Linked DNA regions of Mus musculus: region 1 is linked to region 2. A link is a loop called in an ENCODE intact Hi-C map of the cell type or tissue named here. Cell type or tissue: left cerebral cortex. All regions are shown on one strand. Links, peaks and the distances in the headings refer to the core of each region. The heading gives the core; the rest is flanking DNA. Region 1 has its middle 120 kb from the start of Gm11232. Region 2 has its middle 200 kb from the start of Gm11232.

The links. A loop is a pair of places that touch in the nucleus more often than their neighbours do. Peaks named below come from ENCODE experiments on the same cell type or tissue, not always from the same donor. Only the 100,000 strongest peaks of a DNase experiment are listed, where the experiment ranks them.
Region 1: a loop joins it to region 2, with 14 times the contacts of the local background. A loop is called at or near these places in 2 of 42 quality-filtered maps.

The regions. Positions count from the first base shown.
Region 1 is chr4:71,874,190-71,882,189 of GRCm38, forward strand. No RefSeq gene overlaps it. Among named protein-coding and RNA genes, the nearest start is that of Gm11232, 120 kb to the left of the region's middle. In left cerebral cortex, for the core only: no CTCF peak of the experiment used is centred there; DNase peaks (open chromatin) are centred at 1,672 and 3,706; H3K27ac peaks cover 1,110 bases.
Region 2 is chr4:71,945,101-71,961,668 of GRCm38, forward strand. No RefSeq gene overlaps it. Among named protein-coding and RNA genes, the nearest start is that of Gm11232, 200 kb to the left of the region's middle. In left cerebral cortex, for the core only: no CTCF peak of the experiment used is centred there; DNase peaks (open chromatin) are centred at 8,126, 8,547 and 9,165; H3K27ac peaks cover 851 bases.

The sequences.
Region 1 (8,000 bases), core at 1-8,000, 74 kb before region 2:
AGAGAGGATAGAGGAGAGTAAGGTGGGGCCAAGCAGCTCCTCTTATGGTGTGCCATTATCTTTACTGTTGCTAGGTTACTGGGGAGAAGTGTAGCCTGAAGATCAGAAGCTTGAGACATTGTCTACATGACTGCTAGCCATGCTTCTCCTGTCAAGGCTGTGGGGGGCAGTAACTTCGACAGGAGCCAGAGTTCCAGGAGTATGAGCAAACGCCTACCAAGCCATGTAGGTGAATTATCACCACTCTGGGATTCCACTTCAGCTCAACTGGAGACCAGACTGTCTGTGTATATCCCAATGCCCCACAGATTCTTAAGTAAGTAGCAAATCAATCAAACAGAAAAATAAAAAATAAAAATAAACTTATTTGATAAATATATTATTTAATTGATAATACTTTGGCTTTTTTTTTCCAAAAGATACCACTACTAAAATGAAGATTTTTTGCAAATGTCACCATTTCTATGAAACAAAGCTGCAATAATAAAATTTGTCTTTAACTGGATTTTGAAGAAGGCCCAACTAGCCAAATCTATTGCATACATAGATATGAAGACAAACTATTTCTGCTTCCATGACAGGTTCTCTAGGTTTTGCTTTTATCATTGATCACTTACAGGTGTCATTTAAAGTAGAAACTTACTCTACCTCTTCATAATGTTAATACTCCCTTTAGCCAAGTGACCCCATGAACATTCGTTGTGCCTCCAAATATCTGTTTGAGAGAACCCTGTGGGAACAGGGCTAAACCCTCAGAAGTTATTGGAACATCAAAGATGACTTTGTATCTTACTAAAAGAATGTTATTCAGAGGGCAAGGAAGAGTTATTTATGCAGCTAGAAACTTCTCACCGAACATACTTGCTTTTCTTACTTGGGGATTTTTGTCCCTTACTATGATGGAAAAAGTGAGGTGATACACTAGAAAGAATACTTGCCTACAAACTCTTAACTACTTAACGAAGAAAGCTATTGACTATCTAATATATATCATAATTTGGCACATACTAGTGAACTTTGACAATTATTTTGGTTGCTCTTTCCACGTAATGTTCAGGGCCACCCACAGATATACATTTTATACCATCTCAGCAAGTTAAATCATCCCTAGGTGTAGGTATCATGATTTTATGCTTACATAAAACCTACAGTACTCTACAGGAATAGGTGTGGAGCCAATAAAAACTTTCAGCAATGTAGAAAATTCAAAATAAAGTCACAAAAGGCACAATATGGGAAATCGAGCTAGATCACATGTTAATCAACAGATGAATAAAGAAAATGTGGTGCATATACATAACAGAATTGAATTCTCAGTGCAATTTTCTCCAGCTGCAAAGAAAAATCAAATTGTAATTTTTTTTTCAGAAAAATGCATGGAAATGGTACCATTATACTAAATAAAATAAGACTCAGAAAAACATATACTGTTTTAGATTGTTTATAGAAACTATATTTAAGATTACACATATATTAGTGGATATAGATCATGGAACTACAAGGGGAGCCATCAAAGTTAAGCAAATTACCTTAAGGAATGAAGATTAAATGTGACTATAGTTGTATACACATGACACAAAAGCAGAAGAATTACATTCAAAGGGAGAGGTGGCAAGAGCAAGCTGCAGCACAGAAGGCATGGAGGAGGACATGGAGGAGGACAGAGAAAGTGGGTTGGAACAAAATGTAATGACATTACATTTATGAAAATGCTATAACGAAACTCATTGTTCTGTATGCTAACTTTAAAACTGTAATTTTAAGAGACTGTGTATATCCGCGGAACCAGGACAAATTATAGCTAAGAATTTTCGTTTTCACTCAAGTGACACAAGTGTTATGCTAGAAATCAGAATACTGATTTAAGGGACTACAGAGCCTAGAGAAAAATAATCTTGCCCTGTTTACTAATATAATCCAAATTGAAACAGTCTAGTACACTACATGTCCTCAATTGGTAAATAAATGTATGAAATTGCAAAAAAAAAAAAGAAAAGAAAAAAGAAAATTTAAAGTATATGTGAAATAAAACAAGCCAAAATAAAATCATATGATGAGAAATAATTTTGAAAGCAACTATACACCATAGACTCAAACAAGAGGAATTCTCATGGACATAACTCAGGGATGGTATAGACAAAATGACAAATGATAGGTACATCTGAGTACAGCCAGTAGAGGTTCACATACAGATAATTGATGTACATGCTTTATTAAAAATCTATTACTTACCCACATCTATTTATTCATTTGTTATTTCTGTGGATGCTTGAAGTGTATAGGCATACATTATCTAGTATGAGATTTATACAATAATTCTATAAATCACACTGGTAGATATTATCTTAATTTAATTTATAAAGAAACAATTCCCAGTGGTTGACTGGATTGTCAAATAATATTGATTAATGCAAATTGTTTTCCACTGATTTCTCTATATCTACATCTAGCTCTAAGTTAAAAGAACATATGTATGTATGGTATATTTCCTTGTAAGCAATTTAATTTGCCCCAAATGAATTTTACTATGTCTCTAAACCCTTTATACTTATTTAACCACTTTTCACAAGTAAACTGAACCACCTTTACCTTTTTTTTTTTTAAACTGTTCTGTTTTCTCATATTCATGGTGCTGTGTCACATAGGGACAACTTTACACAATATACTTTGGGCTGTCTTTCCTATCCCTAACTATCTTCCCTCTTTTTTGCCCTTTCCTCTCCCTATAATCCACTATGTTCCTATAGACAATTTCAGTTCTGTTTTCATGCCACAAGTACACATATGGTTTTATGTATTTATTCAAAGTCTAGAACTAACAAAGAAGAGAAAATGTGAAATTTATGTTCCAAAAAACTGACTCGATGTGCTTAACATATCAGTAACTAGTCATGTGTAGTTTCCTACAAACTACATAAATTTTGTGCTTTTTTATGGCTGAAAGATCTTCTACTGTGTCTGCATACCACATTGTCTTGATTCATCCCTCTGTTGGTTTCACAATTTGGCTATAGTGAATATTGCTATAGTAAATATTGACACACAAATATCACTATGATGTCCTGATTTGGATTTCTACAGATAAGATACCCAGGAGTAGCAAGGTTGGATCAAATGATTGTCTACTTTAGTTTTTGATTGCTGCAGTGGGTAGAGTAGTTGACATTCTCACCAGCATGAGTTCCTTTTGCCTACATCCTCTCCAGCATCTGTTTTTATCTGTTTGTTTAGTGATTGCTATTGTGATTGGGGTGACATGGAATGTAAATTAAGTTTTAATTTCCATTTCTCAGACAGTAAAGTTGAACTTCTTTATGTTTATTCTCTATGAGCAATTTATCTTTTAAGAACCATGCTCATTTCACATTTCATTAATTGATTTGGCTGGTTAATTTTTTCTTTGGCTTATTGAGTTCTCTGTATATTCTAAATCTATAAAAATCTCTAACTACAACCTCCATTAACATATCTCTATGAGATGTGTAAATGGCTAAGGTTATTATCTTACTCTGTAGGTCTTATCCTCACTTGAGTAATTGTTTTTCTTGTTGAATGAGTCTTTTCAGTCCCATGAAACACAATTGTCAATTGTTGGCCTTATTTCTCAAGTGTCTGGAGGCCTGTTCAGAAAGTCTTTGTCTCTGTTTATATCTTATCCTTAATTTTTCTTCCAGTACTTCTAGGATTCCAAGTACTAAATTAAGGTCTATGATACATTTGGAGTTGATTTCCATACAGTGTGAAAGATACAGACCTAGCCTCATTCTTTTAAATGTGAATGTCTCATTTTTAGCACCATACTTTGAAGCTCTTTTTTCTCCAATGCATATTTTGAGCACTGTTTTAAAAGCCAGGTTATCCCTGCATTTTTCTTTCTTTTTTTTTTTTTTTTTTTTTTTTTTGCTCCTGTCACACTAAACATAAAATACATCCCTCATGTTTCCACATAATCACTACTAGAATCATACCAGCATTGTTGACACCATTGCTGGTCTACCATGGTCATTTTCTACACGTTACTGTTTTCTTCTAGTCATTTGTTCATCATGAATCTGGTAGACCCAATAGAGTAAATGGATAGTGATTTGAAAGTGCTAACCCTGTGGTGGGTTTTCACTGCAATGGGGAAATTATTTGCACAATCTCTCTCTGTGCCTCTATGTTCTTTGCTCATTTCATAAAATCTAGTCAGATCAAATTTTATATTCTTCAATATTCTTAATCCACTTATCTGTATTTTATAGCCTTTGCACATCTCTATTCATTTGTGCCTTGTGTCTAGAATCATGTTGTTGTTGAAACAGTATCTTTCTATGTAGTCTGAGCTGGCCTTGAACACACAATCCCTTGCCTCAAGTGTCCCAAGTACTAGGATTAAAGGCTTATACCACCATGTTAGACTCCTAAAGCATACTTAACATGGTAGACCTCTTACTAATTTTAGTTTTCAACTTAGTGTTGCTTGAAATAAAGGCATTTTATATGAATTGTATCTAAAGGAGCTCCTTAGGATTGTATCTTTCATTATTTCTTTCACAGAATTTATCATGTTTAATATTTTAAAACTTGTGTTCTTTTCCTTTTGGATGATGAGTTCTATTAAGGATATATCTCACTTATTTACCTATTGTACCATCTTGGATATAGTGTATTAGGCATCCAAGATGTACTTATCTTGCAAATATTAACTAATATTTATATAATTGAACCAGTCAGTTCAAGCTGTGCATGTTAACAATGGAATCAAATGCAATTTGAAGTAAAATATTTTGCCCAGAGCAGCACAAGGCCTCACTAAATCTTACTTTTCACTTTCTATTGGATTTAGACAGACAATGATATACCATTTAGAAGTATTACAAAGTTTCCTAGGCCTTTACTTCAGGTATTGGGTTAGACCACTGTTGTGCATAGCCCTGGGGCTAATTATAGTTTATGTTAATTCCTTTCTACTGTGGGTGGCTGTGAACAAGGAATGAGTCAGCACTCAGGTGATTTCCTGTAACCCTGCTTCCCACCTTAATTTGTAAAATAAAGGAGAGCTGATGATGGGCAGATAAAAGGGAAGGTGGAGCAGAAGGTGGGGAGAGAAGAAGGAGAAAATGGAAGAGGGAGAGGATGCAGAAGAAGACAGTGGGGGCTGGGACACAGAGCAGAAGCACATGGCCTGGAGAAACTACAAGTTCTGAGGGGTCTTATAGATAGGGAAAATGGTAGTATAGCTATAGATCTACCCAATGTAGGCGCACAGCATGTATTCATATTAACTGTGTTGTGTTTTCATTGCCAAGGCATATTTCAGATAGATTTACTGCAACAGATCAGCTCCATTTTAGTTGAATAGTTGACTTAGATTAAGTGTTGTAATTCAATTAAAATCTTTCAGCTTCTTTCTGAATGGTTTGGTTTATTTGTCACCACACATTCCTGATAACTCATAATATTCAAAAACCAAGAAGGAACTTATTTACTCAAGGTGACAATTCCTTTTTTATTATTTAATCTTTTATTTATTTATTTTTACACTTCAGACTTTATTCCCCTCCTGGTTAACCTTCCAGACTGTTCCACATTCCATAACTCTTCTCTGCCCACTGTCTCTATGAAGATGTCCCTACCAGGGACCATCCATCCCACCAGACCTCTAACCTCACTTGGGCCTCCAGTCTCTTGAGGTTTAGGTTCATTTTCTTTGACTGAACCCAGACCCGTGAGTCCTCTGCTGAATATGTGTTGGGGACCTCATATCAGCTGGTGTACGCTGCCTGGTTGGTGGTCCAGTGTTTGAGAGATCTCACGGGTCCAGGTTAATGGAGACTGCTGGTCCTCTTACAGGGTCGTACTCCTCAGCTTCTTCCAGAATTTCCCTAATTCAATCACTGGGGTCAGCAGCTTCTGTCCATTGATTGGGTGCAAATATCTGCATCTGACTCTTTCACCTGATTTTTTGGGTCTTTAAGAGGGTAGTCATAATAGGTCCCTTTTGTGAGCACTTCATAGCCTCAGTAATAGTGTCAGGCATGGGACCTCCCCTTGAGCTGGATCCCACTTTGGGGCTGTGCTGGACCTTCTTTTCCTCAGGATTCTCTACATTTCCATCCCTGTAATTATGGAGCAATTACAAGCCAGAGTTTTGACTGTGGGATGGCAACCCCCTCCCTCACTTGATGCCTTGTCTTTCTGCTGGAGGAGGCCTCTATAAATTCCTTCTCCCTACTGTTGGGCACTTCTTAAAAAAAAAAAAATTAGATGTAGTCAAGCAGTAAAAGAGTAATCCTTGACAAGATGATTGTCCTTTCCTGTCCATTTTCCCATAGAATCTTCCTCCTTTAGGAAGCATAGATACCTTGCAAAACTTTTTTCAGGCAGGCCCAGGATTCTTCTCAAGAGTTATCTCTTGCTAGGACAAATCCTATGACTAGTCTGCAGTGCATGTTAGAAGAAGAAACATACACAATGCTTAACCCAGCCTTGTCTTTAGGTGGTACTTTTAGCCAATATAACATGCATTCGCATAGCATTAGCTCAGTATCTGTGCTATCATTGTTCCTCTAACAAGATTCCCTTTGATGTCAGAGTTAGTGCTAGTGGTGTGAGAGTTGAAGGCAAATGTTCCAGAGCTGTACTTTGCTCCCCTAGTTTTGTCTCATCAGGAAATGTTGGCTTTACTAAAATCAGGGACTAGACAAGGCTGCCCACTTTCTCCCTACCTCTTCAACATAGTACTTGAAGTCCTAGCCAGAGCAATTCGACAACAAAAGGAGATCAAGGGGATACAAATTGGAAAAGAGGAAGTCAAAATATCACTTTTTGCAGATGATATGATAGTATATATAAGTGACCCTAAAAATTCCACCAGAGAACTCCTAAACCTGATAAACAGCTTCGGTGAAGTAGCTGGATATAAAATTATCTCAAACGAGTCAATGGCCTTTCTCTACACAAAGAATAAACAGGCTGAGAAAGAAATTAGGGAAACAACACCCTTCTCAATAGTCACAAATAATATAAAATATCTTGGTGTGACTCTAACTAAGGAAGTGAAAGATCTGTATGATAAAAACTTCAAGTCCCTGAAGAAAGAAATTAAAGAAGATCTCAGAAGATGGAAAGATCTCCCATGCTCATGGATTGGCAGGATCAACATTGTAAAAATGGCTATCTTGCCAAAAGCAATCTACAGATTCAATGCAATCCCCATCAAAATTCCAACTCAATTCTTCAACGAATTAGAAAGAGCAATCTGCAAATTCATCTGGAATAACAAAAAACCTAGGATACCAAAAACTCTTCTCAAGGATAAAAGTACCTCTGGTGGAATCACCATGCCTGACCTAAAGCTTTACTACAGACCAATTGTGATAAAAACTGCATGGTACTGGTATAGTGACAGACAAGTAGACCAATGGAATAGAATTGAAGACCCAGAAATGAACCCACACACCTATGGTCACTTGATCTTCCACAAGGGAGCTAAAACCATCCAGTGGAAAAAAGACAGCATTTTCAACAAATGGTGCTGGCACAACTGGTTGTTATCATGTAGAAGAATGCAAATGGACCCATTCCTCTCTCCTTGTACTAAGGTCAAATCTAAGTGGATCAAGGAACTCCACATAAAACCAGAGACACTGAAACTTATAGAGGAGAAAGTGGGGAAAAGTCTCGAAGATATGGGCACAGGGAAAAAATTCCTGAATAGAACAGCAATGGCTTGTGCTTTAAGATCAAGGATTGACAAATGGGACCTCATGAAACTGCAAAGCTTCTGCAAGGCAAAAGACACCGTCAATAAGACAAAAGGACCACCAACAGATTGGGAAAGGATCTTTACCTATCTTAAATCTGATAGGGGACTAATATCCAATATATATAAAGAACTCAAGAGGGTGGACTCCAGAAAATCAAATAGCCCCCTTAAAAGATGGGGCTCAGAGCTGAACAAAGAATTCTCACCCGAGGAATACCGAAAGGCTAAGAAACACCTGAAAAAATGTTCA
Region 2 (16,568 bases), core at 3,346-11,345:
TGTATACTCTTTTCCCGTTTGTATGGGAACACAGGAACATGCCAAGACACTCATATAAGAATCAGAGGACAACTTTCAAGAACTGGTTCTTTTAATTTTACATTCTGAGTTCAAGAATTCTGAGGATTAAAAAGAGTTCCCAGACGCAGACTTTGTGTGCCCCGGTACAGGGGAACGCCAGGGCCAAAGGGGGGGAGTGGGTGGGTAGGGGAGTGGGGGTGGGTGGGTAAGGGGGACTTTTGGTATAGCATTGGAAATGTAAATGAGCTAAATACCTAATAAAAAATGGAAAAAAAAAAAAAAAAAGAAAGCTAAAAAAAAAAAAAAAAAAAAAAGAGTTCCCAGGCATTGATGCCTAGACTTTTTACTGGCTGAGCTATCCCACATTGTTTTAAAGAGCACAGACTGGAAAAGAATAAAGAATAAAGAGAATAACTTCTAATAAAAAATAAAATATTGTCTCTCTTTTTTTGGAAGCTTAATTGCACATGTTTTGAAGAGTTTGATTGTTTTATCACTCTAACCTCCTAAAATAAGTAGAATGGGAAATAGAAAAAAAATTACTGAGGCCCCCGTCTCAATCCCCTAGTGGGTAATCTCCAGAAAAAAAAGGGGGGCGTCATTACACACATAATTAGTTAAAATAAGGCCTCAGTCTAATGTCATGTCCTTAAAAACATAAGACCATGTTAAAAAGACACTTAGGTGGGGCATCCTGTGAACCTGGCAAAAGTGAGTGAAAATATACACTCAGTGGTTCCAGGAAGGATGATAGCCTAAGTATCTTGCTACTTTCTTTTGCTAATAAAATACTACCAAAGAATAGTCACACTATAAAGAAAAGCTTAACTTTGATTCAAAGTTCTTATTCAAGGCCAAAAGGTGATGACTTTCTTAGTACATAGTCCTGAGGTGGTATAGGACATCACATAGAGATATGAGAATGTTACCTAACTCATGGCCAAACTGGCTTCTATTGGAGACCCATTCTACAGGCACACCATTATCCCATAACCCATTCAGTATATACATGAAAGAATCTATTCATGAAACCAGATCACTGATTTCTTTGTAACAGTCCACTTAACCCAACTTCCTAATATTGTTTAATGATGATTAAATTTCATCCCGTGTTTTAGAGAAAAGAGGGCACATTCAAATCAAGGCAGTGGGGTAGACAGGATGTGACAGGCATATCTTTACTTTTGCTTTTAGTTGGTATCTCCGATTCACTTAAGCAACTTGGGGAAGTAGGACAAATGAAAACTTACCAGCATTTATGAGGAAAGAACTTTGTTTGTTATGTCTCATTTCATCTTTATGCAACACTGTCAGGCAGCTTTCATTGCCCATTGAAGAGGCAAAGGCAATAGCCAGGATACTATTTATAACTACTCTAGGGCCACAACGTGCCAAAGTAACTCAGCTGAAGTTCAGAATCGAGTGTCCTATTCTCTTTAGGAAAGGTGTTAGTTCTGCCTTTAAAATAAAAAATAACAAAGATAAATCAATGAATACTTTATTGCCTCTTACTGATGTCAAATACAATGATAGGTAAGGATTTTTAAGTTTTTCTCTATTTTTAAGTCAGATTGTAAGTAATCAGTTTTATTATAATAATTTGACATTTATCACCACCCTAACTTTTCTTTTCCCCATCTTTTGGTGACTTTCCTCCCACTTAATGTTAATTCAGTGTAACATGTAACTCATGGTACTGCTGCCCTCAACTTATGACCTTTTCATATCTTCTTGTGGTACCCTTTCTAATTTCATTATACACATATACACATATACACACATGTACATGCACATTCAAATCTAGATTTTGCATTTGAGAGAAAACATGTACTATTTTTTTTCTTTCTGACTCTGATAAATTTCACTTAAATATAATGGTTTCTTCTTCTATGCATTTTCGTGCATGTATCATGATTTCAATTTTCCTTGTGGCCAAATAAAATTCTATTGTATCTCACACCTATAACTGCTGTTGCATCTCTAATACCATCTCTCTCCACTACTCACTAACTACTTCATTTCTTTATCTTTCTCACCTCTCCACTGAAAATCTATTCATCACAGTAGCATTGGAAACTGCAGTCTATCACATTGAAATGATGATGAAGAAGAAGAAGAAGAAGAAGAAGAAGAAGAAGAAGAAGAAGAAGAAGAAGAAGAAGAAGAAGAAGAAGAAGAAGAAGAAGAAGAAGAAGAAGCAGCAGCTTACAGATGGGGTAGGCATTTGGGTGGACCTACTCAAAGTAGCCTGATCTGTGCCCAGGTGGTAGCTGAGTTGGTCAGCCAGTAGGTCCCACCATGACACTGTAGGTCCCACCTAGCTTCCTGTATTTTTAATACCTTTGCTGAAAGTCAAAGGATCTATAGCTGTGTGTGTTTATTTATGATCCTTTTCCTATTCCATTGGTTTATTGCTCTTAGAACCAGTACAACACTGTCTTTGTCACCTTTCTTTGTAAAATAAACTGAGACCATGTGTGTTAGTCAAGGCTCTCTCGAAACACAGAACAGATAGGATGATTGTGTGTGTGTGAGTGTGTATGTGTGAGTGTGTGTGTGTGTGTGTGTGTGTGTGTGTGTGTGTGTGATTTATTAGAGTAGCTTACATGCTGTGGTCTGGCTCTTCAACAATGGCTGGCTACAGATGGAAAGGCCAAGAATCTGATAGTTGTTCAGTCCATGAGTTTGGATTTCTCAGCTCATCTTCAGTATACATTGGAGTCCTGAAATAGTAGGCTTTAATACCAGTGAAAGAGTATCAGCTGTAAGATAAATGAACATGCCAGTCAAAGTGAGGGCAAGTAGGCAAAAACAAAACCTTTTCCCATGTCTGCTTATGTGAGCTGTCACCAGAAGATATGACCCAGCTTTAGAATAGGTCTTCTCACCTTAAGTGATCCAATCAAGAAAACTCCCTTTTATATTTTTGATTGTGAGCCTAGACTTTAATGGCATGCCAGAGCCAGAAAGTGGGAGTGGGTGGGTTGGTGAGCAGGTGGAGGGGGATTGGGGGAAGGGATAATGGGTTTTTGGAGGGGAAACCAGGAAAGGGGATAACATTTGAAATGTTTATAAAGAAAATAGCTAATAAAAAAAAGAAAAATTCCTCCTAAGTGTGCCCATCTGCTTGGTTTTAGTTGATTGTAAGTGTTGTTAAGTTGACAAGCAAGATTATCCACCACAGTTCCACGGACATATCATGTCTCCTATGTCATAGATAGTTTCCAAATGTAAACAATAACCAAGTCCCAATCATGGCCATTATAAGCATCCCATTTTCAACTGAAAATCAAACTCTTCCATATACAAGCAGAAATGCATTATGTCATTTATTATAGATATGTCTCATAACATGAATACAATAACCATTGATATTATTCCAATTAAAGTTGAATATTCTATGATAAGGACTTAAAGAAAAGAAATACAAACATCTGCTTAATGTATTTGTATATGTGAAAAAAAGCACATTTCTAGTAAAATATGACAGAAGTTGTCCTGTCAATTATAACCCCCATTTCCTAGCTGGTATTGTGCCACACCTTCTGATGGTAATCTACATCAACATACATGGAAGAAGAGACTTTTTGCTTTTTTGCCTTAATGCCCTTACTTTCACTGGCAACTTCATCTATCCTGCTGCTGAAGAATTCCTTCACTGGTACTATCGCCTACATCTTCAGGATTCCAACATAGACTAAAGACCAGTTGAGGGCATCCAGCCTCGCAGACTGAAAAACTACCAGATTTTGGCATTTAGGTTAGGAGACAGCTATTTTACTAGGCAGTATACTCTACTAAATCCCCCATTTATGTAGATTAGAGAGAGAGAGAGAGAGAGAGAGAGAGAGAGAGAGAGAGAGACTTATGCTATTATATCTGTTCCTTTTAAGAACTCCACCTAATGCTGGCTGAGGTAGCAGGAGTGGTGCTACTGCAAGCCAGTAAGCATCTTTTCTCCATAGATCTACATCTGCTTCTACTTCTCCAGGTTCTGGCCCTGCTGGAATTTCTACTCCTAGTTCCTTAGATGGTGAACTGTGATATGGGAGTACAAAAATAAATCTTTTTTTCCAGAAGTTACTTTTACTCATAGTGTTTTAATATAGCAATAGAAACCCTAACTAAGACATATGTGTTGTTATTGTTACTTGCAGAGTTAAGTAGTTAGGTAACCCCAGTTCAGGAAGATGAATACTACATGTTCTGTTTCATATATGCATCATAACTCCTAATTCGTGTGTGTGTGTGTGTGTGTGTGTGTGTGTGTGTGTGTGTGTGTGTGTGTGTATTTATTTGGGAGAATAGACAGGACATCTGCCCCAATTCTATCAGCATGTTCAGAACCGGTAATTAGACCTGTTCCTTTTCAAACCCACCATGATTACAGTATTGTTCCAGAGCTGTCTTCAATGACTACTTCCAGTACTGAACACAGCAGTGCTAAGGAGACCAATTCTACTAATGTCTGTGACAGTCAAATTGACTTTCTAAAGGAAATTTTTCTCCTAGGACTTATTAATTAAGGTATCAAAGTACTGTATCAGAGTTGATTAAATATAACAACATTGAATTGCCTCAAGCAAATAACATTGAAATTGGTGTGGAAATTTCTATGCTCCTGGCATGAGTTTCTCTAAGAGATAAAGTCTGACCACTCAGCTGTAGCCAAATGCCCTCAGTTCCACAGACCTGAACTGAATAAGTAATGCCTTCAAGCAAAACATCTAATTTTATAGAAAATTTAAGAGGGGAAGATAGAAAGTATTTGTATTTCACAAATATATCAGCAATTTGTTTAGTAAGGATGAAACCATTATTTTTTTCTTACTTGGAATGTTTTTTATTTTAAAAGTTTCTCTCTGCTTTTGAGAGTCTTCAGCTCATGACAAAAATGAGCCTATCCCACCAGGGCATGAGTCCTCATGGGATCTACGACTCCTATAACTGCGAACAGTCTTAACCCTCTTCACTTTTTTTTTTTTTTTTTTTGGTTCTTTGAGACAGGGTTTCTCTGTATAGCCCTGGCTGTCCGGGAACTCACTCTGTAGACCAGGCTGGCCTCGAACTCAGAAATCAGCCTGCCTCTGCCTCCCAAGTGCTGGGATTAAAGGCGTGTGCCATCATGCCCGGCACCTTCTTTACTTTAAACACGCCTTTAAGGTTAACATGCAGGTAGCAGGAGAAAGTACCTTCTGTTATTTGAGCCCCAAATAGCAAGGTAAAGAAACAGAAGAAAGAAGTCCACAATTTCAATCAAAGGAAGGAGAGGCATCTTGTATGTGTCTGTAAGGAGTTGCTAAAAATCACAATGTAATATCCTTTCCAGATGGTTTCTGAAGAGAAAGAGAGAAGAAATTTAACAATCACTCAATTGTTAGATTAAAACAATATTTTTAAAACAAAGTCTTTTTCTCTTTTTAGGTTGTACTTCTACAACCTAAAAACAGCTACAGTTTCCTATCTGTTTTCTGTATCAATTTGGCACAAGCTAGGTTCATCTTAGAAAAAGAAATCTCCCTTAAAAACATGTCCCTACAAAATTGGCCTGAAGGCAAACATGTGATGCATTTTCTTAATTCGTGATTGATATGGAAGGGTCCAGCCCATGGTGAATAGTTCTACCCTAAGTAGGGATTTCCCAGATATATAAGAAAGCAGGCTGAGCAGGCATTGGGGAACAAGCTGATAAGCAATACTCCTTTGTGGCTTCTGTTTCAGTTTGACTTTTGGTTCCTTCCTGAACTCACTGCTCTGAAGAAAGTTTCAATTATCAACTGTTATATAGACGTGTAAGTGAAATAAACTTTTTCTGTTTTCAATTGTGGGTATCATGTTATTTTTATCATTACAATTAAAACTTTAACTATGGCATAAGTTGATATCACATTATGAGGTGTTCCTGTGATAGGCCTAACCATGTTGTTAGAGGGCAGATTGTGGCTAGACTTTGAAACATTGGACCCCATTAGCCAATCAGTATTAATGAACTGTTGAAAAAAAAAATTGGAACATAATTCTGTGAACAGGGCAGACATGCCTTCTGAAGTTTGGGGGGACATGCCTTCTGAAGTTTCTAGAAAAGAGTTCCTCAAAGACTCTACAGGGCTGTTTATGTGGTATTTTTGTGATGAGTCTATGATGTCTGGTCAGCTGGAGTTTCATAATTTATTGGGCAATGCTTCTCAAGGTCAGGACACAGACGCTGTGGTTCAAGGGTGACAAGGTTGTATCTTGACCTAGCAGCACAACTTTTCAATCTTAGCCTGCTAGGTAGTATAGAGTTGGAAGTCAGAAGGAGTCATGACACTAGAAGCTTTAAAACCTGACTGGTAAATGTGCATCTGAATTAAATCAGAAGCCTCAGGATTGAAGGAGTCATGAAAAAAAAGTTGAGGCTTGGCAAGATGTATCAGGGTCAAAGTCCCTAAAAATATACCAGGAGATGCTATTGGTGGAAGTGGAACCAGTTTCAATAGGACACCCCAGCATTATGGAGTGCATTATGCTAGTATCATGGCATGACCACCAAGACAAAAGCAGCTATGAAGAAGAGTCATTCTGAACTTACCTGACAAGCTCATGTGTGCTATGCATGGCAAAGACAGAGATCTGAGACAGCCCACGCCCTTTGGAGCTCAGAGAATGATGAATAAATTATATGCCTTAACAAAGATTTTCCCAGTGTTGAAATTGGTTATTGCTTTGATGTGATTGTGAGTGTGTCCTGTTTCTTTCCTCTTTGACTAAGAAAGCATTTAAATTATTTTTATAGGAATCACAGTTATGAGATCTTGGATCTTTTAAAGATATTTGGAGATGGAGAGAGATGTTTTCTACTCTGCATGATGGTAGTATTTTGCAAATTCACTGAGGGATTTTGGCAAAAATTTATCTATATTTTTACTTTTTAAATTGTGTATTATTAGACTTTTAAAATAGTAGATCAATGTGTTCATTGGAATTTTTGTATTTTCTTTTTGCTTTCATTTCCATCTGATAATACCAAAAGGGCCAACAAGATATTTCCTAGAACTTAATTCCTATCACCTGGATATTTTTAAAGCTCCTATTTGTTTCTATACTGAATTCTGGACAATATTATTAAAAGTATCTTTCAATTTAACATTTTACAAATTTTTAATTAATTCTTTGAGAATTTTATGAAATATGTTTTGATCATATTCACCCCTCCTCCTCCAACTTATCCAAAGTCTACCCTCACAACCCTGTAAGCCTCATTTCATGTTCTTGCTCTTTTTTAAATACTCAAGTCCAATTTGAGCCTTCCCTAGAGCATAGTCAACCTGCAACAAGTAACACTCTTAAAAAAAAAAAACATTTGACTCTTGATGACGTCTGCTACTGCATTCTAGAATTTGTCCGGCTTGAGCTTGCACAGGAGTTTGGGGGCTATCTCCACTGCACTAAGTTTATATGTAGAATTATGTGTCTCTGGCTGTGTCTGAAAACCAGTGTTTTCTTTTAGTCTTCTACTAACTTTGACTCTAGGAATATTTCTACTACCACATTGTCAAACATCTCTGAGCCTAGACAGAGTGGTCTGATGAGCCTAATCGGAGCCCTAAATAGGTATGGTGTCATATTTGGATGCCATAGTTTAAGCTGAGTAGTTCATTGACTCTTATTCTCTGCAACTTCATCAATTATGGATTTCTGGTTTCTAATGGTTGCAACCCAAAGGTTGAGAACTGCTGTTCTCAGGGGTAAAATAGAGCAATGAGACCCCAACTGCCTCATAACTAAGAAAGAGATAACCCATTAATATTGCTGCAGATTTCTTTTGCTACCATCTGATGTCTAATTGGGACATTGTTCCTCAGAGAAAATCTCTCTCTCTCTCTCTCTCTCTCTGTGTGTGTGTGTGTGTGTGTGTGTGTGTGTGTGTGTGTGTGTGTATGTGTGTGTTTTTTAAACGTTCTACATTCCCTTCTCTACCCCAACCTTCCATCCCTACCCCATGTAATCTTTTCTGTACCATTATTCATGTTCTCTTATTCATGTCACTGTATTTTATACTCCTCCCTTGAAAGATCTCCCACTCATCCCTGCATGAATTTCCTAACCTTTATTGGTATTCCAAATGAAACACACACATCTAAAGACACAAAACTAAAAGGCATGTGTGCGAGAAAATATGTGATGTGATGGTGAGACTTACCTCACTTTGGATGACTGTTTACCGTTTCATTTATTTACATGCAAATTTCACAGTTTCGTATTTTTAATGGCTGAATAATATTTTAGTATCAAAATGCACCACATTCTTTATACATTTATCAGTTGATGGACATCTAGGCTGTTTTCTTTCCCTGCTTATTGTGAATAGATCCACAGAGAACATTGATGAGCAGATATTTCTGTAATAAAATACAGAATCCTTTAGGGATATGCCCATCTGTATCATGTGCTATATCTATTTCTTGCTTTCTGAGAAACATTCACAGTGATTGTCCCAGATTTTCATCACATCTCAGTGAATAAATGTTCTTTTTTCCCCACTTCCACACCAGCCTTTGTTGGCACTGCTTTTCATCTTAGCCATTTTGCCCAGAGTAAGATAAAACCTCGAAATAGTTTTAATTTGCATTTCTCTGGTGGCTAAGAACATTGAACATTAAGAAATGTTTCACAACCATTTATAGTTCGTATTTTGAAAACCCTGCTTAATTCCATGCCCCATTTTTAATGTTTTTCCTTAATATTTAGTATTTTCAGTTCTTCGTGTATTCTAGATAACTACCCTCTGTCTGATTTAATTTTTTTTTCCATTCTATAGACTGGCTCTTCAATCAAATAATTATGTTGCTTGGTGAACATAAACATTTTAGCTTCCTATGATCCCATTTGTAATTGTTAAATGTTAAGAACTGTTCAGAAAGTCCTTTCCTTGCCGATAAGCTCAAGCGTCTTCCTTATTTTCTCTCAATCGGATTCAGGGTAACAAGTGTGTTATAGAGTTGTTTGCTGAGATAACATATCAGAAAGAAAAGTAACTTGAGGAGGAAAGGGCTTTTGCTTACACTTACCCATCCCAGTTCATCACTGATGGAAACCCACTTAGGGAATCAAGGCAGGAACCTGGAAGCAGAAACTGAACCAAAGGTCATGGAAGAGTGTTGTATTCTTTCTAGATCCTCATGCCTTGTTCTGCCTGCTTATGATGCACCCCAGAATCATCTCTCAATAGGTGGAACCACCCACAAGGAACTGAGCCTTCTCTACATTGAATCCATCATTAATCAAGAAAATGCCCTGTATGCTTGCTCAGAGACCAATTTGGTTTAAGGCATTTTTCTCAGCTGAAGTTTCATCGTTTTTAATAACTCTAATTTGTGTTAAATATAAAATGAATAAAATAAAAAATCAAACTAGGGTATAGGTCTGTGTTCTATAACCATTTAGACTTTGTTTTGTTCAGTGTAAGAAAAAAAATCTAGCTTCATCCTTACTTACATGTAGCTATTTAATTTGACTATCACCATTTTTTTTTGAAGATGATGTCTTTTCTCTAATGTGTATTTTTAGTGTTGATCAAAGGGAAGCAGGAGTGGGTGAATTAGTGAGCATGGGGATGGTTGATGGGATAGGGGGTTTTCAGAGGGGAAACCAGGAAAGGGGATAAAAATTAAACTGTAAATAAAGAAAACACCTAATAAAAAAATCACATGGCTGCAAGAGTGTGGGTTTATACATGGAACCACGATTCTAGTCTTTTGACCAATGTATGTTTTTATTATAGTGCCATACTGTGTTTAGTATTAAAGTTCTCCAGTATAACTTGAAATCCAGTATAACTTAATGATACCTCTAGCAGTTGGTTTTCTTTGTTTGTTCTTTGGCGGGGGGGGGGGGGGCATGGGTAAAATGGGGATTTGTTGTTTGTTGTTTTTTCGGACTTGTTTAGGCCATCCTTTTTTAATGTGTTTCCAAATGAAGTTTGCAATTATTTTCAATTTTTGTGGAAATTAGTGTTGGAATTTTGATTGTATTGAATATGTTAATTACTTTTTAGAAGATAGCCATTTTCACAATATTAATCTTATTAATTCATAAACAATGGAGATCTTCTGGTATCTTTCTTTTTTTTCTACAGTGTCTCAATGTTCTTATTATTCTATTCTTTTACTTCTTTAGTTAGATTTAGTCCAAAATATGTTTGAGGATATTCTGATACAAGAACTTGAAAGTCTTTTGTAAAATATCATGCTTGTTGTACTGGCTGGTTTTGCATGTCAACTTGACACAAGCTGGAGTTATCATAGAGAAAGGTGCTTCAGGTGAGGAAATGCCTCCATAAGATCCAGCTGTAAGGCATTTCCTCAATTAGTGATTAAGTGGGGAGGACCCATTGTGGATGCCCATTGCTGGTAGTCTTGGTTCTATAACAGAGCAGGCTGAGCAAACCAGGGGAAGCAAGCCAGTAAATAACATCCCTTCATTGCATCTGCATCAGATCCTGCTTCCTGACCTGTTTAGTTCCAGTCCTCACTTCCTTTAGTTATGAACAGCAACATGGAAGTATAAGCTGAATAAACCCTTTCCTCCCCAACCTGCTTCTCAGTCATTATGTTTGTGCAGGAATAGAAACCCTGACTAAGACACAAGTGAAAAGTAGGTGTAATATTTGCTTTTCTCTTCCTGTGATAAATTAGTATGTACAAAGAATATGTTTGAGCTGATAGTTTCAGAAGAATAAGAGTCCATCATGATACGGAGGATTGGTGGCCAGAGAAGGAACCTGAAAGATGACATTATCAATTACAAACAAGAAGCAGAAAGTAAAGTGAGAGTTGAGTCTAAACTCTCAAAGCTCACATCCAGGGACATACTTCCTGCAACAAGGATGCACTGTCTAAACTTCCCCAAACAGTATCAGCAACTGGGAGCCAAGTATTTACATACCCAAGTATATTAGTCAGGATTCTTTACATAAATAAAATTTGTAGAATGGACATATAGATGTATAGATATGTAGATATTTATCATATATAAGATAAGTATAGATACATATTACATAGATTGATAAGTATATTAGTGCATAGACAGATGGCAGATAGGTAGGTTGATAGATGATAGATAGATAGATAGATAGATAGATAGATAGATAGAGAGAGATATAGAGAGATAGATAGACAGAAAGAAAGATAATGATAGATGATATAAGATTTCATCTAAATCCTATAGATTATTACAGGCTGTAGTCCAGCTAGTTCAACAATGCCTGTCTAATAGTGGAAAATCTAAGAATCTAGTAGCTGTCCAGTTCATGAGACTGGATGTCTCAACTGATCTTCAGCAATGCCAGAATCCCAAAGAACAAGGCTTTAGTAAAGAAATGGTTTTGCCAGTGAGAACAAGAGCAAACAGGCAAAAAGAGCAGCAAATTTCCTTCCTCTATATCCTTTATATAGGCTGACAGTAGAAGGTATGGCCCAGATTAAATGTGGATTGCCCCACCTCAAAAGATTGGAATAAAATTGGCTCTTCCCACTTCAAATAATTTAATTAAGAAAAAAATTCTTCACAAGTGAACCCCACTTGAGTTTTAGTTAATTCCAGATGTGGTCACAGTGACAGTCAAGAATAGTCACCACACCAAGCCTCTGGGGGACATTTTTCATTACCTGATACTTTAACACTTCTTCCTTTTGTATTTATATTCGCTTATCACTCTAGCTAAGACTTCAACAATATACTGAACAGTGATGGAGAGAATGGTCATCCTCAACTTGTTCCTTGTTTAATGGAAACGCTTTAAGGTTTTCTCTCCATTCTTCATGATGTTGTCTGTGAACTCTTGCCTTTATTGTGTTCAAATATATTACCTCTAGCCCTAGATTTATAGGACGTTTTGTCAAAAAAAAAAAAAAGATTTTGTCAAAATCTTTTCTTCATATAATGAGATGATTGTGTGATTTCTGTCTATTTATGTCATGGATTACTACATTTTTACATTGATAAACACTGGATCGATCATTCCTGCATCTATGGGATGAAGCTTCCTTTATCACGGTGAATACCTTTTTTGTGTTTTAATTTAACTCACAAATATTTTATTGAGAACTTTTGTGTCTGCTCATCAGAGATTTCCCTAGAATTTTCCTTTGTTGTTGTTGTTGTTGTTGTTGTTGTTGTTGTTGTTGTATCACTGGTTTTGGTATCATAGTACTACCACTACATAACATGAATTTGAAAGTGTTCCTTCAGTTTCTAATTTGAAGAACAATTTGAGAATTATTGGTGCTAGTTTTTCTTCAAAAGTTTGATAGAATTCTGCACTATATCCTTATAATTCAAGCAAGTCTTTTTCTGAGTTTGGAAATTTGTAATTCTTTTTCTATTTCATTGATTGTTATGCACATATTTAAATAGCTACTTTAATGTGTTTTTTACATTGGGATTATAAACCTATTTCCTACTTCCTTTTCCTACCTCCAAACCTCTCACATAACACTCCTTGTTGTGTCACAAATTCATTAACTGGTCCTCTTATTTCATTAACTGGTATTGCATGCATGTATTTTCAGGGCTAACCATTGGTATTAAATAACCCATTGGTATGTTCATCCTTGGGGAAGATTATATTCCCTGTTCTTAGCATTAATTAGTTACCAGTAGCATAGAGTTGAGGCCTCATAAGCTTTTGTTGCATCCACCTTGGCATTTCTATTGGTGTCATGCTTTTTCAGCCTATGTTTGGGTAGTCAAGTTGGTGAGACTTTATGAGTGTAGCTTCAGGCATTCCTAAAAGATACAATCTCACAGAAAATTCTATGATCTTCAGACTTTTACAATTTTTCAGCCTCCTTTCTGAAGTGTTGCTTAAGCTTTATGTATTTTATGTGCATTTAGAAATTTATACTTTTCTGTTAGAGTTTTAAGTTTAATAGAATGTATTTTTGTAAATATTTATTTACTTTACTTTCTGTATATGAATGTTTTGCTTTAATGTATGCCTGGTGTTGGTGGAGGACAGAAGAGGACAGGGCATCACAGAGAACTTCAATGACAGGTGGCTGTGAGCTGCCATGTGGTAGCTGATACCCAAACCCAGGTCATCTGTAAAATCAGCAAGTGCTAATATCCAGTGAGTCATCTCTCCAGGCCATGGAATGAAGCTTTTAAAGTATACTTTTATGATTCTCTGAATTCCCTCTATATCTGTTGTAATATTGCCTTTTTAATCACTGACCTTTTAACTTGGATCATCTCTCTTTCAGTTAATATAGCTAAGTGTTTGCCAAGCTTGTTAATCTTTTCTAAAAACCTACTCTTTATTGGATTAATTTTAACATTGATTGCTCATTTCTATTTTATTAATTTCAGCTTTTTGCATTATGTCTTACATCTCTTATTTTTAGGTTATTTCTGTTTTACAGGTATAACTATTAATATGATACCTGTCAGGTTTTGATGAGAAAATTGCTGCTGCACATTTTCCTGTTAGGGTTGATTTTATTGGGTTTCATAGGGTTTGAGCATGTTGTGTTTTCATTTTTATTCTATTGTAGAAAATTTTAAAATTTCTTTCTTGATTTATGTTTTGACACATTTTCATTCAGTGGTGCACTGGTTAAATTTGTTGAGCTTCAACTTTGTATCCTTGGGATACTGTGGTCAGTTTTGGACAAACTTCCATGATTTACAGAGAAGAAAGTGTATATTTAGTGTTTGGGCCAAATGTCCTGTAAATATCTGTTACATATGTTTGAATTAGTGTCATTTAATAAAGAGTTTCTCTATTCAGTTTCTGTCTGAATGATCTATCTATTGGTAAGAACAGGATGTTGAATAGTCTCAATGTGTTTTGAAATTTAGTAGTGTTTCTTTTGTAAAATTTAGTTCTCCTGTGTCTAGTGTTTAAATTTTTAGAGTTATACTATCCTTTTGATATTAATGAAATTAAATTAAATACTCATCCTTACCCCTTATGACTAGTTTGGGTTGAAGTTTGTGTTTACAGGTATCAGAATACTTCAGCTTCATTTGGATTCCAGTTGCTTAGAATGCCTGCTCTCATTCTTTCACCCTATCATAATGTCTATCACTTATGGTGAAATGTGTTTCTTTAAGGCAGCCAAGAGATATATTTTGTTTTTTAATCTAATCTATTAGTCTGTGTCTTTTTATTAGTGAATAGAGATCGTTAAGTTTGAAATTTGTTATTAATTTAATTCCTGTTATTTGTGTATATGTGTGGATGCTGTTTTCTTTTGATTAACAGTACTAACATTGTTTATTTCTGTGTTCTCTTCTGTGTATTTAATATTCTCTTTAGAGCAAAGTATCCTCATAGTATTTTCTGTAGAGATGAGGTAATAAACATAAATTATTTATTTCTATTTTACCATGGAAAGTTGTTTCTTTCTCCTATGATTATGACTGATAATTTTTTCTGAATACAGTCTGTGCTGGCATTTTTGCACTTAAAAAATAGTGGGACATTACTCCAGGACCTTCTAGATTTCAAAATTCACCTTGAGAAGTCAAGTTATTTTGAAGGGTCTACTTTTGTAAGTGACATTGTCTTTCTCTTTTAAAGTTTTCATATATTTTCCTTGTTATGTGGACTTAATGTTTTGTGTATTCTGTGAAAAAAGGGATTTTCTTATCTTGTTTTTTCTATTTCATATTCTGTTGATAGGCATCTCTTCTCTTAAATTTGTGATATTTTCCCTATGCCTTTGTTGAAAATATTTTCTGTACTTTTTTACCTTTAAAATACACACACACACACACACACACACACACACACGCACATGATTCATTGGTTGGTCTGTTTTACACCTTCTCAGAGCCCCAGCATGTTCTGTTCCTGGATTTTTTATTTGTGACATTTTCTTTAATTGAGTGTGGCTGCTGCTCTACCTTATCTTCTAGACTTACAGTCTACCTTCCATTTTATTTAATCTATTGGTTATACTTTTCTTTAAAAGGTTTCTTGTGTTTTTTAAATTATTTTTATTGGTTATTTTAATTCATCATGAGCTTTTCATTTTCATTTTTATGTCAATTTGGCTTTTCTTCAGAGGCTCCATCTCTTTACTAAATTCTATTTTTATAGGTTGAATTATTTTCATTATTAATTCAACTATTTATTTAGCTTTCCATGGTGTTCATTTGGCCACCTATTCATATAGACCCATGAATGCTTAAATAGTCAAGAAATATTTAGTTCCTTTAATATACTTATAATTGCTATTTTGAAAACATTATCTTTTGATACATTTCTTCTCTTTAAGAATAGTACAATGAGTATATTAATTTCTAAGAGATGTACTGTCTTGGTTCTTCATGTTGTTTGTGTTTTTGTGATAAGACTTAGGCATTTGGAGTTCAGTTATTGATTGTATTTTTGGTATTGATATCTTGTCCTTTTGGTATTTGCTGAGTCCATATCTGGGTTTTTATTTTTATTATTTTTTTAACTTTTGCTCTTGCCCTGACTTGTCAGGTTGTGCACCAGCTAAATTTTGCATGGTGTTTGTTCTTGGGGCCACCATATTTTGATGTGCAAATGGGATGTCAGAAGTGGCCTCAGTTCATCCATGATAGAAGAAAATTCTAAGCTGAGTACCAAACAAATTTTAGACTTATAAGATTCTTTCTGAAAGTTTTAAGTAGTCTTTGGAGGTTTGGCTAAGTTCTATGGGTAGTCCTTGTGGGGCAAGACCAGGAGTCACAGTGGGGATGGTTAGGGCTTTGTAGCAATGAGGCTCAGGATGTCATATTGTCTTTGAGTGGAGCTTGGTGTCCTGGAAGTTAGAGTAGGAGCTCCTATCTGGGACAGGGAATGCAGGATGGCTATTCTGGCTACTATTACTCTCAAATTCACATAAGCTATAGTCATCCAGAAGAAGGGAACTGCAATTGAGAAAATGCCTCTCTAATATGAGGTTGTAAACAAGCCTGTAGAGCATTCTCCTAATTACTGATTTATGAGAGAGGGCCCAACTCATTGTAAGTGATGTTATACTTTGGCTGGTGGTCTTCTGTTTTATAAGAAACCATAATGATCAATCTACAAAAAGCAAGCCAGTGAGCCAGGCGTAGTGGTACACTACTTTAATCCCAGCACTTGGGAGGCAGAGGCAGGCGGATTTCTGAGTTTGAGACCAGCCTGGTCTACAGAGTGAGTTCCAGGACAGCCAAGGCTACACAGAGAAACCCTGTCTCTAAAACAAACAAACAAACAAAAGTAAGCCAGTAATCAACACTCCTCCAATGACTCTGCATCAGCTTCTGACTCCAGGTTTCTGCTCTGTTTGAATTTCTGTCTTGATTTCCTTTGATGATAAGTGGTAATGTAGTAGTATAAGCCAAATAAATACTTTCCTTGCCAAGTTATTTAAAATATTTCAAGATATTTCATCACAGCAATAAATACTCTTACTAGGACAATGACACATAGTCCTGGAGCATATTTTTGGTGAAGTCTCTAGAAACAGTGATGGCACACTGTCTATAGGATAAATTATTGATGTATGGATTGATTGATAGTTGGGTAAAGTTGGTCTGGAAAA